Regions from separate parts of the Homo sapiens genome. Here region 1 is linked to region 2. Evidence: read pairs that join two places in POLR2A ChIA-PET (ENCODE). Cell type or tissue: Panc1. All regions are shown on one strand. Links, peaks and the distances in the headings refer to the core of each region. The heading gives the core; the rest is flanking DNA. Region 1 has its middle 9.1 kb from the start of TMEM86A. Region 2 holds the start of SAA2-SAA4 (SAA2-SAA4 readthrough).

Region 1 (8,333 bases), core at 191-8,190, 440 kb after region 2:
GTTTGGATTAGAGAAGTGTGCTCGTGGCTACCAGGACGGTATGGAAACGTCCCCACTCCTGGACTGAGAAATAAGACTCTCACGGGGGATGGGCTGATTACAGAATGGGCTGATTGGCTTTGGGTTGCCTTGAAATAAAAGGCACTGTAAAATCATTGCATTGTCTTATTTTGTAGTGTTTCTTTCTTTTGGAGATCCAGGATCCACTATAGATCCTTGATTTTTGAGATCTGTTTTACCTTCCAGCTGTGTTTGCTTATTACGCCCTAGAAACTGCATGTTTTCCTGGCCCTGTTCCTCCACGGGCCTCACCCTGAAGCCAGCAATCTAATTAAGAAACAAAAACTGACAAATGAAAAACTCTTACAACTACTGAATCTTCTGTCCGTCTATGTATTACATACGTTGTGTGTGTGATGTTTATATAAAAGAGCGCTGATTTGGCTTAAAAATAGCATTTAAATCAAATATTTTGTCAGAAAAGTAAAAACTGTAATGTCTTAGTTTATGTGACTTTAGTCATCTTTGGGAAATAAAGACAATTGTAAAGATTATTGCTTAAAAATGTCTTCATAATTCAGACATTTGGTCTAAATTAGGCAGACCAGATATTAGGCTTGCTAAATTCTTTAAGGTTATAAGCTGCTTCTTTGCCATTTGAAAATTGTTCAACTTACCTACTTTGGAGCCGTTAGATTCTAGATAAGGCCTGGGGATATGTGGAGTTAGCCTCGTCCCCTAGCATACACCAGAAAGAGTCAGACCTTATCTGCATCTCTGTCTAGTGTTCTAGGCTCCCCACTTGGTACATAATTAAAATCACCAGGGTTTTCACCAAACGTAAAAGTTTCTAAGAGTTCACAGTGTAACATGTACTTGAAACTACTGGAAAAACAGTTTTACATGCAAGGTGTGTACGGAAAGTAGAATGTGCTTTTGGTAAAAGATTATAAGAAGGCATGGTAATGTGGATTTTTTTTTTTTGCCTAGTTTAGAGAGTTAAAGGATTGTTTTAAGTTAGATAGGATAAAGCTGACTGTTTAAGCAAATTGTGGAAGGTTTGTGAAAGATTAACCTTGTAAAAAATTCTGTATGTGAACATATTGGCTAAAGTTAAAGGGATATTATTCAATTTTTACATAAATCGAACATTGGACTAAAAGCACAACAGGGCTGAGCGTGGTGGTTCACACCTGTAATCCCAGCACTTTGGGAGGTCGAGGCGGGCGGATCACCTGAGGTCAGGAGTTCGAGACCAGCCTGACAAATATGATGAAATTCCATCTTTACTAAAAATACAAAAATTAGCTGGGCGTGGTGGCATGTGCCTGTAATCTCAGCTACTTGGGAGGCTGAGACAGGAGAATCGCTTGAACCCAGGAGGCGGAGGTTGCAGTGAGCCGAGATCACACCATTCCACTCCAGCCTGGGCAACAAGAGTTAAACTCCGTCTCAAAAGAAAAAAAAAAGCACAACAGGGTTTTCTTAGAGCATTGATCTGCTCTTTAATAGAAAATTAAGAGTTATCAAAAAGATTTATGAGAATCTTACCTTATGGTCAAACTGATTAAGATTGGATATTATTTGTCTATAAGGTTTATTGTCTGTGCTTGGGCCCGGCATGGTGGCTCATGCCTATAATCCCAGCACTTTGGGAGGCTGAGGTGGGTGGATCTCCTGAAGTCAGGAGTTCGAGACCAGCCTGGCCAACATGGTGAAACCCCTGTCTCTACTAAAATACAAAAATTAGCTCAGTGTGGTGGCACACGCCTATAATTCCAGCTGCTCGGGAGGCCGAGGTACGAGAATTGCTTGAACCCAGGAGACGGAGTTTTCAGTGAGCCGAGATTGCGCCACTGCACTCCAGCCTGAGTGACAGAGCGAGACTCTGTCTCAATTAAAAAAAAAAGGGGGGGCCAGGCACGGTGGCTCACACCTGTAATCTCAGCACTTTGGGAGGTGGAGGCAGGTGGATCATGAGGTCAGGAGTTTGAGACCATCCTGGCCAACATGATGAAACCCCTTCTCTACTAAAGATACAAAAAATTAGCTGGGTTGGGTGGTGCCTGCCTGTAATCCCAGCTACTCAGGAGGCTGAGGCAGGAGAATTGCTTGAACCTAGGAGTTGGAGGTTGCGGTGAGCTGAGATCATGCCATTGCACTCCAGCCTGGGTGACAGGGTGAGACTGTCTCAAAAAAAAAAAAAAAAAAAAGAAAGAAAGAAAGAAAAAAAAAAGAATTGGGTTTGACATTAATGGTATGCTAATGCAAAGGTGAGATTTGGCTATCTCTTGAACAAGATTTTCATGTAACAGTAAAAGATAATGAAATATTTTAATTTGCTTTTTGAATAAACTACAGGAAAAATACGGGAAAGAAAAGAGACAGATTGTCTGGAAAGCTAAGTCTTCCCTCTATCAATGAGTAAAGCTTTTTGCCTTTTTGAGTTATCGTTTTGGCTAAATAAATGACTTAATGGAGACCTAGGATTTGATTTTATAGCATCAAGTGTTTCAAACCTTTGATATTTGACTTTCAAACCTTTGATATTTGGCAAAGTTTCCAAAATCAAATGATTAATTATATCTTTTTCTGACCTAATTAATCCATTAGATATTAGGTCCCCTAAAGTCCAAAAATGACATATTTGGCTTATTTGGTATATTAAAATCATACAGGAAGCACTGTCAAATATGAAATGGTGTTTTGCTTTTTTTAGACTGTATTTGTATAAATGTTATTGGTGTGCATTCCAAAATTATGATAAACTCTTATAATTCTGATATGACTTAGTGTATGTTATCAGCAACAATTATGATTGTTATGTTAAATTAAGGTGTGCCACAAAGATAAGCAAATTTGCTTGTCAGTTGTGTCTTTGACTATGGCTCCCCTAAGACTTTTTGTTGTCCACAGATAATTGTCTTGTTTTGATTCTCTTTAAAAGGTGGTTTATTTATTATTATTATTATTATTTTTTGAGACAGGGTCTCACTCTGTTACCCAGGCTGGAGTGCAGTGGTGTGATCTCAGCTCACTGCAACCTCTGCCTCCTGGGTTCAAGCGATTCTCCTGCCTCGGCCTCCTGAGTAGCTGGGACTACAGGCACATGCCACCATACCCGGCTAATTTTTGGATTTTTAGTAGAGAAGGGGTTGCATCTTGTTGGCCAGGGTGGTCTTGAACCCCTGACCTCAAGTGATCCACCTGCCTTGGCCTCCCAAAGTGCCGGCATTACAGGTGTAAGCCACCACACCCGGCCTAAAAGGCATTATATAATCAGCTGTAGGACTATGACAGATGCTCTTGAATGCAGGTCTCTGATAACTGTGGAAAATGGACCATTAAAATAGAGAGGAAGAAACTTCCAAGACTCTCTTGAAAAACTAATGTGTACATAAATATTGAGCAAAGCAGGGGTTAGTTGCATAGACTGAACTAATACAAGAACAAAAGAATCTTTTTATGACTTTTTGCTTAAAACATTTCTGATCCTTTCTGTTTTTTCAGAGTCAAGAAAACTTTTCTTTTGAGCTATTTGTAGCTTTTAACAAAAATATACTCTTATGAGGAAAATTTGGAGCATACATCTTTCTCTCTACTTGATTGCTCCAGAATTTGAAAACTTTGTGATAATTCTTAACTTATGGCAATATAGTTACTTGCATAAGTGCAATAGGAATCTGCTTTCTTTTATAACAGGACACAATTGGAGACACTGGTTATTTTACCAAGGCTTTGACTGGAATGGCATGCTTTCTGATACAAGCAGACTCCTTTCAGGAATCAAAATTGACTTACAGAGCCAATAAAAGCCCCTTGGGAAAACTGGCCTCATACCTTGTATACACAGTCCCTGTACAGGGTTCCTGACTTGTGGCAAGTAAAGAATGTCACTTTCTGACTGGCCAAGTAGCTCTAAGTTATCTTGGGACCTCAAGAGGTATGAAATTTATCCAACTCATGGAGCTATTTCATGGTACAAACCCATGGCTGGGCTCAAGGCTTTAAAAACTGAGATTCCTTATGGAACAAAGTTCCATCAAAGCCAATTTAAAAAAAAGAGCCTATGTGGGCCGGGCGTGGTGGCTCACGCCTGTAATCCCAGCACTTTGGGAGGCCGAGATGGGTGGATCACGAGGTCAGGAGATTGAGACCATCCTGGCTAACACGGTGAAACCCCGTCTCTACTAAAAATACAAAAAAAACTAGCCGGGCGTGGTAGTGGGTGCCTGTAGTCCCAGCTACTTGGGAAGCTGAGGCAGGAGAATGGCATGAACCTGGGAGGCGGAGCTTGCAGTGAGCTGAGATCGTGCCACTGCACTCCAGCCTGAGGGACGGAGCAAGACTCTGCCTCAAAAAAAAAAAAAAAAAAAAAAAAAAAAAAAAAAAGAGCCTATGTGGCAAATAATTATTCTGGCTGTGCTTTATGCAAATAATCAGGCCAAGTATATACAAGGAAATTGGTCCCATTATGATTTGTTTTTAATAAAAATAGGAGACTAGAGAAAGAAAAAAATATGTTTCCACAACTGTGGTACACCTGTTATTTTTATTTATTTATTTTTGAGATGGAGTTTTGCTCTGTCGCCAGGCTGGAGTAAAGTGGTGCAGTCTCAGCTCACTGCAACCTCCGCCTCCCGAGTTCAAGCAATTCTCCTGCCTCAGCCTCCAGAGTAGCTGGGACTACAGGTGCGTGCCACCACGCCCAGCTAATTTTTGTATTTTTAGTAGAGATGGGGTTTCACCATGTTGGCCAGGATGGTCTCTATCTCTTGACCTTGTGATCCACCTGCCTCATCCTCCCAAAGTTCTGGGATTACAGGCATGAGCCACTACACCTGGCCAGTACACCTGTTATTAAATTCTCATCTCATCAGTTGTTTTTGAGTGTTTTCTGCAATTTAGACTGACCCTGCTTATTCCTGTGAACCAACCAGTGATCTCTGACTGCAGCTCAGAAGAAACAAGAGGGGTCTGGGTGCAGTGGCTCACGCCTGTAATCCCAGCACTTTGGGAGGCCGAGGCGGGCGGACCACGAGTTTAGGAGTTCGAGACTAGCCTGGCCAACATAGTGAAACCCCGTCTCTACGAAAAACACAAAAATTAGCCAGGTGTGGTGGCCCGCACCTGTAGTCCCAGCTACTCAGGAGGCTGAGGCAGGAGAATCACTTGAACCTGGGAAGCGGAGGTTGCAGTGAGCCGAGATTGTGCCATTGTACTCCAGCCTGGGTGACAGAGTGAGAGTCCATCTCAAAAAAAAAAAAAAAAAAAAAAGAAATAAGAGGGATGGGTAATGTCAATCTTTGGATCTAATTCTGGCATGAATCTAATTCTGATTAGAATTAGCTAGCAACTCCATATCAGCTTGGTTCCAACAGTTGCCCAGTTCATGGAAAGCCTTCTTATTTAGTTTACTTGGGATAGTTTTACTTATTTTGCTTTACTATTGTGGAATATATTGCTGTTGTACTCCTTGTGTAGGAATGCAGGATAAGCTTAGTCAACATTTTCTTAAATTGAATACTTATTAATCTTCTAGATTTCACCTTTTGTCGGAACTCAGAGTTATGAATGGCCCTCAGCATACCAGTGCTTTCTGACTGAGCTCCTCTCTACCCTGGATACAAAAGATCCTAATAGAAAGGCAGGAATATCGTCACCCTTATTCAGCCTGAAGAAGCTGCAAAAGATGGATTTTTGTCCCTCTACAACCCTTAGAATTAAGGGTCCACTTATAAAGGGGAGGGGAGAAATATGTCAGGTATTAGAACCAGAGTGACTCAGGCTGGGCACAGTGGCTCACGCTTGTAATCACAGCACTTTGGGAGGCCGAGGCAGGTGGATCACTTGAGGTCAGGAGTTTGAAACTAGCCTGGTCAACATGGTGAAACCCCATCTCTACTAAAAATACAAAAATTAGCTGGGCGTTGTGGTAGATGCTTGTAATCCCAGCTACTCAGGAGGCTGAGGCAGGAGAATCACTTGAGCCCAGGAGGCAGAGGTTGTAGTGAGCCAAGATTGTGCCACTGCACTCCAGCCTGGGCGACAAGAGCGAGACTCTGTCTCAAAAAAATACAAAAACAAAAACAAAAAAAACAACACCAGAGTGACTCCATCTTGATTATGGACTGGGTAAAATAAGGCTGAGACCTACTGGGCTGCATTCCCAGGAGGTCAGACATTCTTAGTCACAAGATGGGATAGGATGTTGACAGGACTGGTATCACAAGATACAGGTCACAAAGACGCTGCTGATAAAACACGATGCAGTAAAGAAGAAAGCCAAAACCCACTGAAACCAAGAGGGCAACAGAAGTGATCTCTGGTTGTCCTCAATGCTCATTATATGCTAATTATAATACATTAGCATGCTAAAAGACATTCCCACCAGGGCCATGACAGTTTACAAATAAATGCCATAGCAATGTCAGGAAGTTACTCTATATGGTCTAAAAGGGGGAGGAACCCTTAGTTCTGGGAAGTGCCTGCCACTTTCCCAGAAAACCCATGAATAATTCCTCCCTTGTTTAACATGTAATCAATAAATAACTATGAGTATACTCAGTTGAGCAGCCCCTGTCACTGCTCTGCCTATGGGGTAGCCATTCTTTTATTCCTTTACTTTCTTTTTCTTTTTCTTTTTTTTTTTTTGAGACGGAGTCTCGCTGTCACCCAAGCTGGAGTGCAGTGGCGGGATCTCTGCTCATTGCAACCTCTGCCCCCCTGGTTCAAGCGATTCTCCTGCCTCAGCCTCCTGAGTAGCTGGGACTACAGGCGTGTGCCATCACGGCCGGCTAATTTTTGTACTTTTAGAAGAGACGGGGTTTCACCATGTTAGCCAGAATGGTCTTGATCTCCTGACCTCGTGATCCGCCCGCCTTGGCCTCCCAAAGTGCTAGGATTACAGGGGTGAGCCATCGCGCCCGGGTTTTTTATTTTTATTTTTATTTTTATTTATTTATTTATTTATTTATTTTTTTGAGATGAAGTCTCATTTTGTTGCCCTGGCTGGAGTGCAGTAGTCTGAGCTTAGCTCACTGCAATCTCTGCCTCCAAGGTTCAAGTGATTCTCCTGCCTCAGCCTCCCAAGTAGCTGGGACTGTAGGCATGCACCACCAAGCCCGGCTAATTTTTCGTATTTTTAGTAGAGACGTGGTTTCACCATGTTGGCCAGGCTAGTATCCAACTCCCGACCTCAAGGGATCTGCCTGCCTTGGCCTCCCAAAGTGCTGGGATTACAGGCATGTAATCCCATGCTTGGTCTATTCCTTTACTTTCTTAATAAACTTGCTTTCACTTTATTCTATGGACTCGCCCAGAATTCTTTCTTCCATGAGGTCCATGAACCCTTTTTGGGGGTCTGGATCAGGATCCCTTTCCAGTAACAAATACGCCAAGGAAAGGAAAGAAGAGTAAGTATCTTGTGGGTAAGGGGCTATGCTGGATATGGTAGATGCATCAGCAAACTTCCTTTCACGCCACCCCTTCCAGGTTTGCTATTTTATAGAAAAGGAAATTGAAACTCAGAGGGTTAAACAATTTGCCAAAGCCACACGGTAGATGAAGAGCCTTAAACCCATGTTTGCCTGGCCCCAAGCCCAGAGGCTAACCGGATAGCCCGGAATGTCCTTAGGGACACTGCTCCACATATTATCTCAGGACAGCATCAATATTTAACCCTCACCAAGGGTCTGGAAGAGAAGTTCTGCTAAAATCTTTGTCCTTTTCTTAAGTGCCTCCAGGAGCGGACTCTGTGTCACTGACCACGTTGGCCACTCCAGGGTTCACCTCCCTGACCCAAGCGGGCTCCAGCATGACAGAGGCCTTCTAGAATGGATTCTAGGCTGCTGATAACTGTAAGCAGAAAGGGCAGAAGGGACCTGGAGGAATGCCTGGGCTGGGGTTGGGTATGTGGAGCCTCCCACAGACCGTGGGCCATGGGGCACACAGTCAGTAATGGTGATGGGTCATGGTCATTTATCTTCAAAGCTTCTGGCCCACCACAATGGGGAAGCAGAACCAGCACCTGCCACCTGTTCCAGAGGCAGGGAACGAAACCACAAAACCCACAGATCATCTGTGAACATACACTTCTCTGGGTGTGTCTGTCTCTTTCCCTGTGAGTATACTTGGAACTAGGTATATCTGGGTGTGCCAGATACATTCTCAGCATATCTATTTATCTGTGTGTTTGTCTTCTTCCTTCTTTTCCTTTTTTCCACCATTCTCTTAAATGTTTGTCCCCAAAGTGCTTGTTCTAGTCCTCTTCTCTACTCCCTCAAGGCTCCTCTCTGGTTCATCACATCCATAGACTTTCAGTATGGTTGAGA
Region 2 (8,333 bases), core at 238-8,237:
TTCTCCTTTGCCAGTTGGGCATGATGTTAATCTTCACCCATAGAGGGCGCTAGAGGGCCAAGCAGGAGATGAAGACATCTTTTCCTGTTCTTTTGTGCTTTGCTTCCTTTCAGCTCCTGCAGTACTCTTCTCCTGTACAGGACAACCAGTGGCACTTGCCCCAGAGATCTGAGTGGCATCCCAAGGCCAAGACAGTTTCCTGACAATTTCTGTGGCACCTCAGTAGGATGTCCATGATGTTTACCAGCAGCCCACTTATTTTAATCAGCTTGGGCTGCTGTAACAAAATAGTACAGCCATGCTGTGAGTTGGGGTTTCAACATATACATTTTGGCAAGATACAGTTCACTCCAGAGCACTGCCACTTCCACAGCTGGCTTCCCAGGGGTTTTGATAACCTATCTCCTGCCCCCAAGCAGTTTCCCAAATTTGTCACAGGAACCCTAGCTGCATTCCCAGAGTTAAGTTACACCCTGGGTAGCTTCCTGCCAAGTTTCATTAATACCTCAATGGAGTTCTTATATGTCAGTTTTGGCTTGAAGGACCCAGTAAACTATTTGCCATCCAATGTCAGTCTTGTGAGGGGCCCAATCTCAAATTTATACCTTCTCATATTCTGTACTCTTAGAAGTTAATGCTGCTCTCAGTTAATAATTCTTTATATTAAAATTTCCCTTTTCAAATTACTGCCTGGTTTCTGTCTCCCAAAGGGACCCTGACTGATAAAACAGTTCTTCTCTATCTGGCTCTCTCTCCACTGCCACCACTTCCACAACTTTGATCTAGTTAAGCTCCAGAAACTCAGAAAACATTCATAAAAGGAGTCGCATTACATATTTAGACTTGAAAGAAGGCAATGAAAATAGAGTGGAAGAGAACTGCATTGGAGGTATTTTTTAGATGGAGTGGGTAGAAATTCATTAATGCCTGGATTTGTAGGTGTTGCTGAGAAATGAAAGGAAGACTCGGGTGGCAGTCGCTGAGGCAGGACTTCACAATTCAATTGTCTGTAGCCCCTGCCTCCAGAAACAGAGATCACTGAGGAATGAAGAACTGAGGGACAGAGAAGGTAACAGGAAATAATTCACAGGAGATGAGAAGCCTGGGCAAGGAAGGGACTGGAAATAGCAACAATGTAACCACAAAGGTCTGGAAAAAAGGAGGTCTAATTTGTGGAAGGGTTGATGCAGGTGTCTGCACTGTGACTACTAAGAATGTCTCCTCACATCCAAACACATAGGCCTACCTAGGCTCACCCTTCATGTGGGTGTGCATTGATTTCCCTTTTGTACCAAACAGGCAGTCAGCACCAAAAGAAGAACACACTGTTTCAACAAATTCCACCTCTTAAGCATTTATTAGATGCCTATTATATGCCATATCTCAGCTTCTCTGGACATAGACCTCACTAACTTTGTATCCCTGCCCCGAGGGCCTCATAGCCAGGTCTCCTGAGAGCAGAGTGAAGAGGAAGCTCAGTATTTCTCAGGCAGGCCAGCAGGTCGGAAGTGATTGGGGTCTCTGCCACTCCTGCCCCATTTATTGGCAGCCTGATCGGCCAGCGAGTCCTCCGCACCACGGCCTGTGAGTCTCTGGATATTCTCTCTGGCATTGCTGTAGTCCAGGCAGGCAAGAAGGAGATTAATCATCAGGCCAGTGAGCAACAGCTCACCCTCCCATTCTCCCCGTTCCAAGGGAGGGCTCAGAGAGGAGCCCAGAAAGGCCAAGGAAGGAGGAGTGAAAACACTGACCCTGCCTGGGCACTGCCCCATTCAGACAGGCTGGGCACCCCTAGGCTGGATGAACAGCACCCAGAGGGGGAGGGGGAGGAATCACTCACTCCTACCATCCACTCAGACCCTCACACTGAGCACAGAGGCAGAGAGAGGGCAAGAAGAGGAGGGACCACAGCCTCTAACTTCTCCACAAGGAGCTCGTCTCCCTCCTGACTGTCCAAGGCAGGCAAGCTCTGCTCACCCAGCCCTAACGTCCCAGGAGCTCCAGTTACCTGATCACTTCTGCAGCCCAGGCACCCCCAGGTCCCCTTTTGGCAGCATCATAGTTCCCCCGAGCATGGAAGTATTTGTCTGAGCCGATGTAATTGGCTTCTCTCATGTCAGAGTAGGCTCTCCACATGTCCCGAGCCCCTGGAAAGGAAAGGAAAGGCAGAAGGGACATCAGGAGAACATAAAGACTCCAACAACACCTTAGAGGGGAATGAAAGAAGGACAAATCTTCCACTGACTTCAAGCTTTCAGCCTGTGATCATAGCAGCCTTGGATACCATGGGTTGAGAAGCACATTCCTTTATCCTAGTTGGCTTCTTCAAGTGCCCTGGTGAAGAGCCACTGCTATAGAATGAAGCTGCCTATGATAAGATCCAGGAGTGTATATGAATGAGGTGGTGACATGGAATACTGATGCTGAGAAAGGTGGCAGACACAGAGTACTTCTGCCCTGACTACTAAAGTATATATTCTTGCAAATGGAATACATGTCATTGTGACCTGAGTTCCAGTGACTGTTAGGAGCATAAAAGTCCCTAAACACTTTCTCAGTAGGCTGTACTGATACTGTGGGTTGCTTGAGGAAGCAATAGAGCAGCGGTTCTCCGCCGTGGTTGCACTTTCTTTTTCTTTTTTATTTTTTTAGACGGAGTCTCACTCTGTCACCCAGGCTGGAGCACACTGGAGCAATGTAACTCACTACAACTTCCGCTTCCCGGGTTCAAGTGATTTTCCTGCTTCAGCCTCCTGAGTAGCTGGGATTACAGGTGCCTGCCACCACGCCTGGCTACATTTTCATATTTTTAGTAGACACAGGGTTTCACCATGTTGGCCAGGCTGCTCCGGAACTCATGACCTCAAGTGATTCATCCACCTTGGCCTCCCAAAGTGCTGGAATTACAGGCGTGAGCCTTGGCTGCACTTTCTAATCACCCAGAGAGAAACTGAAAGTCCCAGTGCCCAGGCCACACCCCAGGCCAGTTTCTGCAGACTCTGCTGGGGAGTTGAAGGCATGGGTAGTTCAGGTGATGCCAAGGTGTGTCTGAGATTCATAACCATCAACCTCTGGGAGGTGGTCAGTGATGCGTCTACCTGGCAAGAGCCCTGACCTCAAGCACAGCCGGGCTCAAACCTCTGCCCTGCCACCTGCTGACTGGCAGTAAGTCCCTGGGCATTGGCCTCAGCTGCTCTAAGTCTCAGCTTTCTCACCTTCACAGAAGGGATGCCTGCCTCACAGAGTCATTCTGAAACTAGATGAGAAAATGCTGTGGTCCTTGTGGGGGCTTGAGGCACGTTAGTTCCCAGCTCTTGTCAAGAAGGCTGGAGAAGGAAGAATGGAAACAGAACAAACCAGGAAGGGAGCCCCTGACAGAGCGAGGCTAAAGAGCCCTGTACATTATCCAACTAGGAAATCGAAGGAGGAAGGAGAAAGAAGACAGAAGAGTCAACAGCCTTAGTCATACTCCTATGCGATTTATGCTGAGGGACATTTTATACCAATTGCAGGCCTTATTTTGCATCTTCTACTCAAAACAAACAGCTCAGGTGCTCCTGGAAAGGATGATTGTTCTTTCTCTGAGTAACTGACAACAATCCTCGACTCTCTAATCTGTTTAGCAGCTCCCCAGGCACATTGGGCAGCACAACCTAAGGCAGCGGCTCAAATCTTAAGGAAGCCCAAAAATACCCCGTGTGCGTTGTTACTGGATGCCCCGTCCCTTACGGCTCAGGAGATGTGTTTTTGATACACCTTGCAGCGGCTTCTGAAATGTGATCCATCCACTTAACACATCCTGAGAAGCTGCACTACGGGGAAAGGGGATATTCCCAGCAGCTCTGAAAGACTCGAGACAGGCAACCCAGCAAACCCTAGTTCCTGGCAGGCCTCAGCAACGCAGACACTAGCAACTCTGTGGTTCAAAAGCAGCCTTCCGAAAGCATCATTTTCCCCAGTTTATCAGGTCCAGGGCGATGTTTCTCTTCAGAAATCCTGCAAACCTTCTGAAGCCTTACCATCAAAAGCCTCGCCAAGGAACGAAAAGAAGCTTCGGCTGCTGACACTCAGGACCAAGGAGCAGAAAACCAGGCCCGTGAGAAGCTTCATGGTGCTGAAATGAAAGGAGAAGTCAGGCAGTCGCCCACAAGACTGGCACAGCTTCCCTTGGGACTTATATTCCGACGAGAGCCTGGTTATTTCCACTGGATCTTATTAGAGTCTCAGTGGCTCATCTAGGAAACCTTGCAGCAGGACCTCACTCAGAGCCAGAAGCCCTCGGTTCTGAACCCATCAGCCCTGAAGCCTGACTGCATAAGAGGATGCCAATGTGGCACTGATGGAGGAAGGCAGGAGTTACCACCAGACTGTCACTCCCTCAAGTAGCCTATAATTCCCCATAACGCATTTACCGTGTGTTCCCTCTGCCCCGCACAGAACTCAACATGGGATAAACACAAAGCAGGATCATTATTTTTTATTCTTAAAGCCTTTAGCACCTGGTATTCCCAGGTGTTCTCCCATCCAAGTACTACCAGGCCCGACCCTGCTTACCTCTCTAGATCAGAGGAGATAAGACACCTTCAGAATGGTATGGCTGTATGCCCCAGGATAACTATTTTTTTTAAAGGAAATGATAATCTTGTTGGGAAAGAGAAAACAGAGTAAGTTTTAAAAATCACTCCTTGGTGTGCTCCTCACCTGATCTGTGCTGTAGCTGAGCTGCGGGTCCCTGTCTGCCAGGGAGAGGTGGCTGCTATTTATAGTGAGCCTTGCTGGTCTCTTGGGAGGGAAGAAAAGCTGGATGTGGTCCCTGGGGAAAGTCCCTGCAGGTCATTTCCCCTACAAACTGGTCTAAGACAAGTTCCTGGATGCCGGTGGTTTCTTCATCCCGGGTCATTTATCCCAGTTGTGTAACCTATGGGAACAAGAGAGGTTTGCTGTGCCTTGGCAATGGACAGGGTGCTAGATCAGCTCTGCTCCTCAGCATTGGGGGAAGTGCAGCTGCAGAGATGCCAGTGGGAGCCCCGTGATGGCGGCACCTGGGCTGCTGGAAGGTGTGGAGTGAGGGCAGCTCTTCAGCCAGCTCCTGACTATACCGGTCATTTCCTCAGGATGGGCCCTGCTGGGCCACATGGCAGATGACCCTGACTGAAATCCCTGTGAGTTCATGTCTAAAGCTTTAAGCTTTAAAACGGACAGCCTACCCCTGCCACATCTCATGTGTGCCCTGGAAGCCTCCTTCCACCCCTCTGGATGTCCTGATATTTCTCAGCACAGAAAATCTCTGCTCCGCTGGCTTAGCCAATTTGGAAATGCTTTTTCTAAGTTGGCTCCTGAGCCAAGGACAATGTAGAGAGGGGGACTTTCTGCTGCCCCAGCCTAGTCCTGGAGCCCCACCTTGGGAGAATGAGAGTGTGGTGCGTTAAATAGGCAGCCCAGCTGGGGACGTGCCCAGCATCCAGGCAGGGAAGGGTGGGAGAGCTCTTGGTCTGCTGTATTATCACGGAGGGGTGCAGGGGGCATGCAGATCACTCTCTCATGAGAACATCAACAGGGTCAGATTAGCTCTGCAGAGGCTTATGGAGGAGCATGGTGGCCAGAGATGGGTCAGTACCAGAGCCCAGGGGGGCTGAGGCCAGGACATGCAGAGAGGCTGGTGGACATAGCAGCAACTCTGGTTTCTTCTTCTCCAGTCCATGTTCATACCCTGAGGGCTAGGCATTTGTAATAACAAACAAACAAGCAATTTAGAAATGGGCCAGGCATGGTGGCATGTGCCTATAGTCCCAGCTACTTGGGAGGCCAAGGCAGGAGGCCTGCTTGAACCCAGAAATTTGAGGCCAGCCTGGGCAACACAGCAAGATTATCTTAAAAAATTTTTTTTAATCTCTGAGAAATGGGTAGGGCCAGGAAGTAAAGGATGGCCAAATACTCCATAAGCAGCAAATGCGTGGCTCCAATGTGAACAATGATATTATAGACTCTGTTCTGAGACCTATGCATTGACACCTCCACCTCCCCCACTACATCTTGCCACCTTAAAACCACTGAGAGTGGTACCTGCTGGAATGGGTCCACACACACAGTCACACATATTTTAGGCAGGGTAGTTGACATCCCCAGGGAAAAAGAGCTCACAGAGAGAGGCTGAATGTTTCCAACTGGGTAGCAGTAATAGTACATCATGCTGTACATGGTACAGCACAGATCAGGTGAAAATAATAGCACATCGTGATTAACCAGGGCTTATTCCAGGGAGTCAAGAAGAGTTTCATATCAGAAAAATCTATCTTTGTAATTCACTATACCAGTAATCAAAGAAAAGGATTGTACATTTATTTTACTAGATGCAGAAAATGAATTTCATAATTGTCAACATCTACTGATGATAAGGAAAATGTATAACAAAATAAAGAGACCATTTCTGACTTGAGAAAGGATAAATACCAATATGTTATAGCAACAGTTCTCAAACTGTTTTCCAGGGAACCCTAAGAATCCCTCCTTAGGGAGGCTTTGATCTCAAAATTATTTTTAGAATAGTGCTAACACACTATTTTCATGTTTCAGTCTCATTTTCTCATGAGTACACACAATATGACAAGTTAGTTGATATGAGTGTGGATTTCCACATGGTAACTGACTTTTCAGAAGCTACCACTTGTTGAGTTTGGTATAATATAGAATAGCCACAATTATCTAAAAATACCATTAAAATACACTCCCCCATTTCAACTATATATCTGTGTGAGGCTGAATTTTCTTCATATACTCCAACCTAAATAACATATTAAAACAGGTTGGATGATGAATCAGATAGGAAAATCCAGCTATGAAAAAAAAATCAGACATGAAAAATTTTCAAAAGGGTAAAACCATAGTACTCTTCTTACTTTTTTTCTTTTGGAAGATGGTTATTTTTCATAAAAATATATTATTTATGTTAACATATAGAAGATGGATAATTTTTTGAAGAATTGATAAATGTTTAAATTTTTTCTTTCTATTATGGTAAATACTGATGAATAGAGTCCCCATAAATAAAAGTTCTTTGGGGTATTCAATAATTTTTAATAGTGTAATGGGATCCTGAGACCAAAAGGTTTGAGAATCATTGCTCTACAGCAAACATTATGTGTAATTAAGACACTTCAGGTGCATTCTCAAGAAGACCAATAAAGAGGCCACAATGGCAGGCGTGGTGGCTCACACTTGTAATCCAAGAACTTAGAGAGGACGAGGCAGGTGGATCACTGGAGGTCAGGAATTCTCAACCAGCCTGGCCAACATGGTGAAACCCTGTCTCTACTAAAAGTACAAAAATTAGTCGGGTGTAGTGGCAGGTACCTGTAATCCCAAGTACTTGGGGGGTTGAGGCAGGAGAATCACTTGAAGCCGGGAGGTGGAGGCTGCAGTGAGCCGAGATCGTGCCACTGCACTCCAGCCTGGGCAACGGAGTGAGACTTCATCATGGAAAAAAAAACAAAGAGGCCAGGATGTCTGGTTGTTACTGCCACTGTTTCACATATCCCTGAAGGACCTGCCCAATGCTAAAGAAACACAAGGAAGGTAAGAGGTGAAAGAGAAGAAATGAAACTATCATTGTTTGAAGATGACACCATCTTTTACATAGAAAACCTGTTAGAATCAAATGGCAAGCTATTAGAACTACTAAGAGAATTCAGTGAGGCTGCTGTATTCATGGCAAAATTTTAACAATTGATAGCATTTCTCTGCAACATTCCTTAATAGTTATAAAATACAGCACAAAGTAGTACCAAAAATATTAACTATCTAGGAAATAACCTCTTACAGAGAAAATTTAGTCTGTTAAAGGATAAACAGTGGCAATGTACGTCATGTCCACAGAGATTATATTTTAGCTTAGCAAAGATACCAATTCTCCCAAATTTATTTATAAATTAAATGCAATGTGAATCAAAATTTCCCACTGGAATTTTTATCAGGAAGGCAACAAATTCTTTCTTTCTTTCTTTCTTTCTTTCTTTATTTATTTATTTATTTATTTATTTATTTATTTCCTTCCTTCCTTCCTTCCTTCCTTCCTTCCTTTCTTTCTTTCTTTCTTTCTTTCTTTCTTTCTTTCTCTCTCTCTTTCTCTCTCCCCCCCTCTCTCTCTCTCTGTCTCTCTCTCTCTCTCTTTCTTTCTTTCTTTCTTTCTTTCTTTTTAAGACAAAGTCTGGCTCTGTCACCCAGGCTGCAGTGCAGTGATACAATCTCAGCTCACTGAAACCTCAACCTCTCCGGCATCAGGTGAACCTCCCACCTCAGCCCCCCGAGTAGCTGGGACTACAGGTGCACACCACTGG

What was found. ChIA-PET counts read pairs that join two places held together with the same protein. Peaks named below come from ENCODE experiments on the same cell type or tissue, not always from the same donor. Only the 100,000 strongest peaks of a DNase experiment are listed, where the experiment ranks them.
Region 1: POLR2A ChIA-PET joins it to region 2 with 11 read pairs; 2 of 35 experiments call an interaction of 5 or more read pairs at or near these places.

The regions. Positions count from the first base shown.
Region 1 is chr11:18,685,519-18,693,851 of GRCh38, forward strand. No RefSeq gene overlaps it. Among named protein-coding and RNA genes, the nearest start is that of TMEM86A, 9.1 kb to the right of the region's middle. In Panc1, for the core only: no CTCF peak of the experiment used is centred there; no DNase peak of the experiment used is centred there; H3K27me3 peaks cover 264 bases.
Region 2 is chr11:18,243,902-18,252,234 of GRCh38, forward strand. It overlaps SAA2-SAA4 (SAA2-SAA4 readthrough), which reads right to left and starts at 4,767. Exons shown (of 6, transcript NM_001199744.2): 1 at 4,702-4,767; 2 at 4,020-4,114; 3 at 2,009-2,147. The coding sequence starts at 4,110. It overlaps SAA2 (serum amyloid A2), which reads right to left and starts at 4,767. Exons shown (of 4, transcript NM_030754.5): 1 at 4,702-4,767; 2 at 4,020-4,114; 3 at 2,009-2,147; 4 at 1,339-1,614. The coding sequence starts at 4,110. The coding sequence ends at 1,476. It also overlaps the pseudogene RNA5SP333. RefSeq lists enhancers at 1-175, 306-355 and a silencer at 1-195. In Panc1, for the core only: a CTCF peak has its summit at 276; no DNase peak of the experiment used is centred there.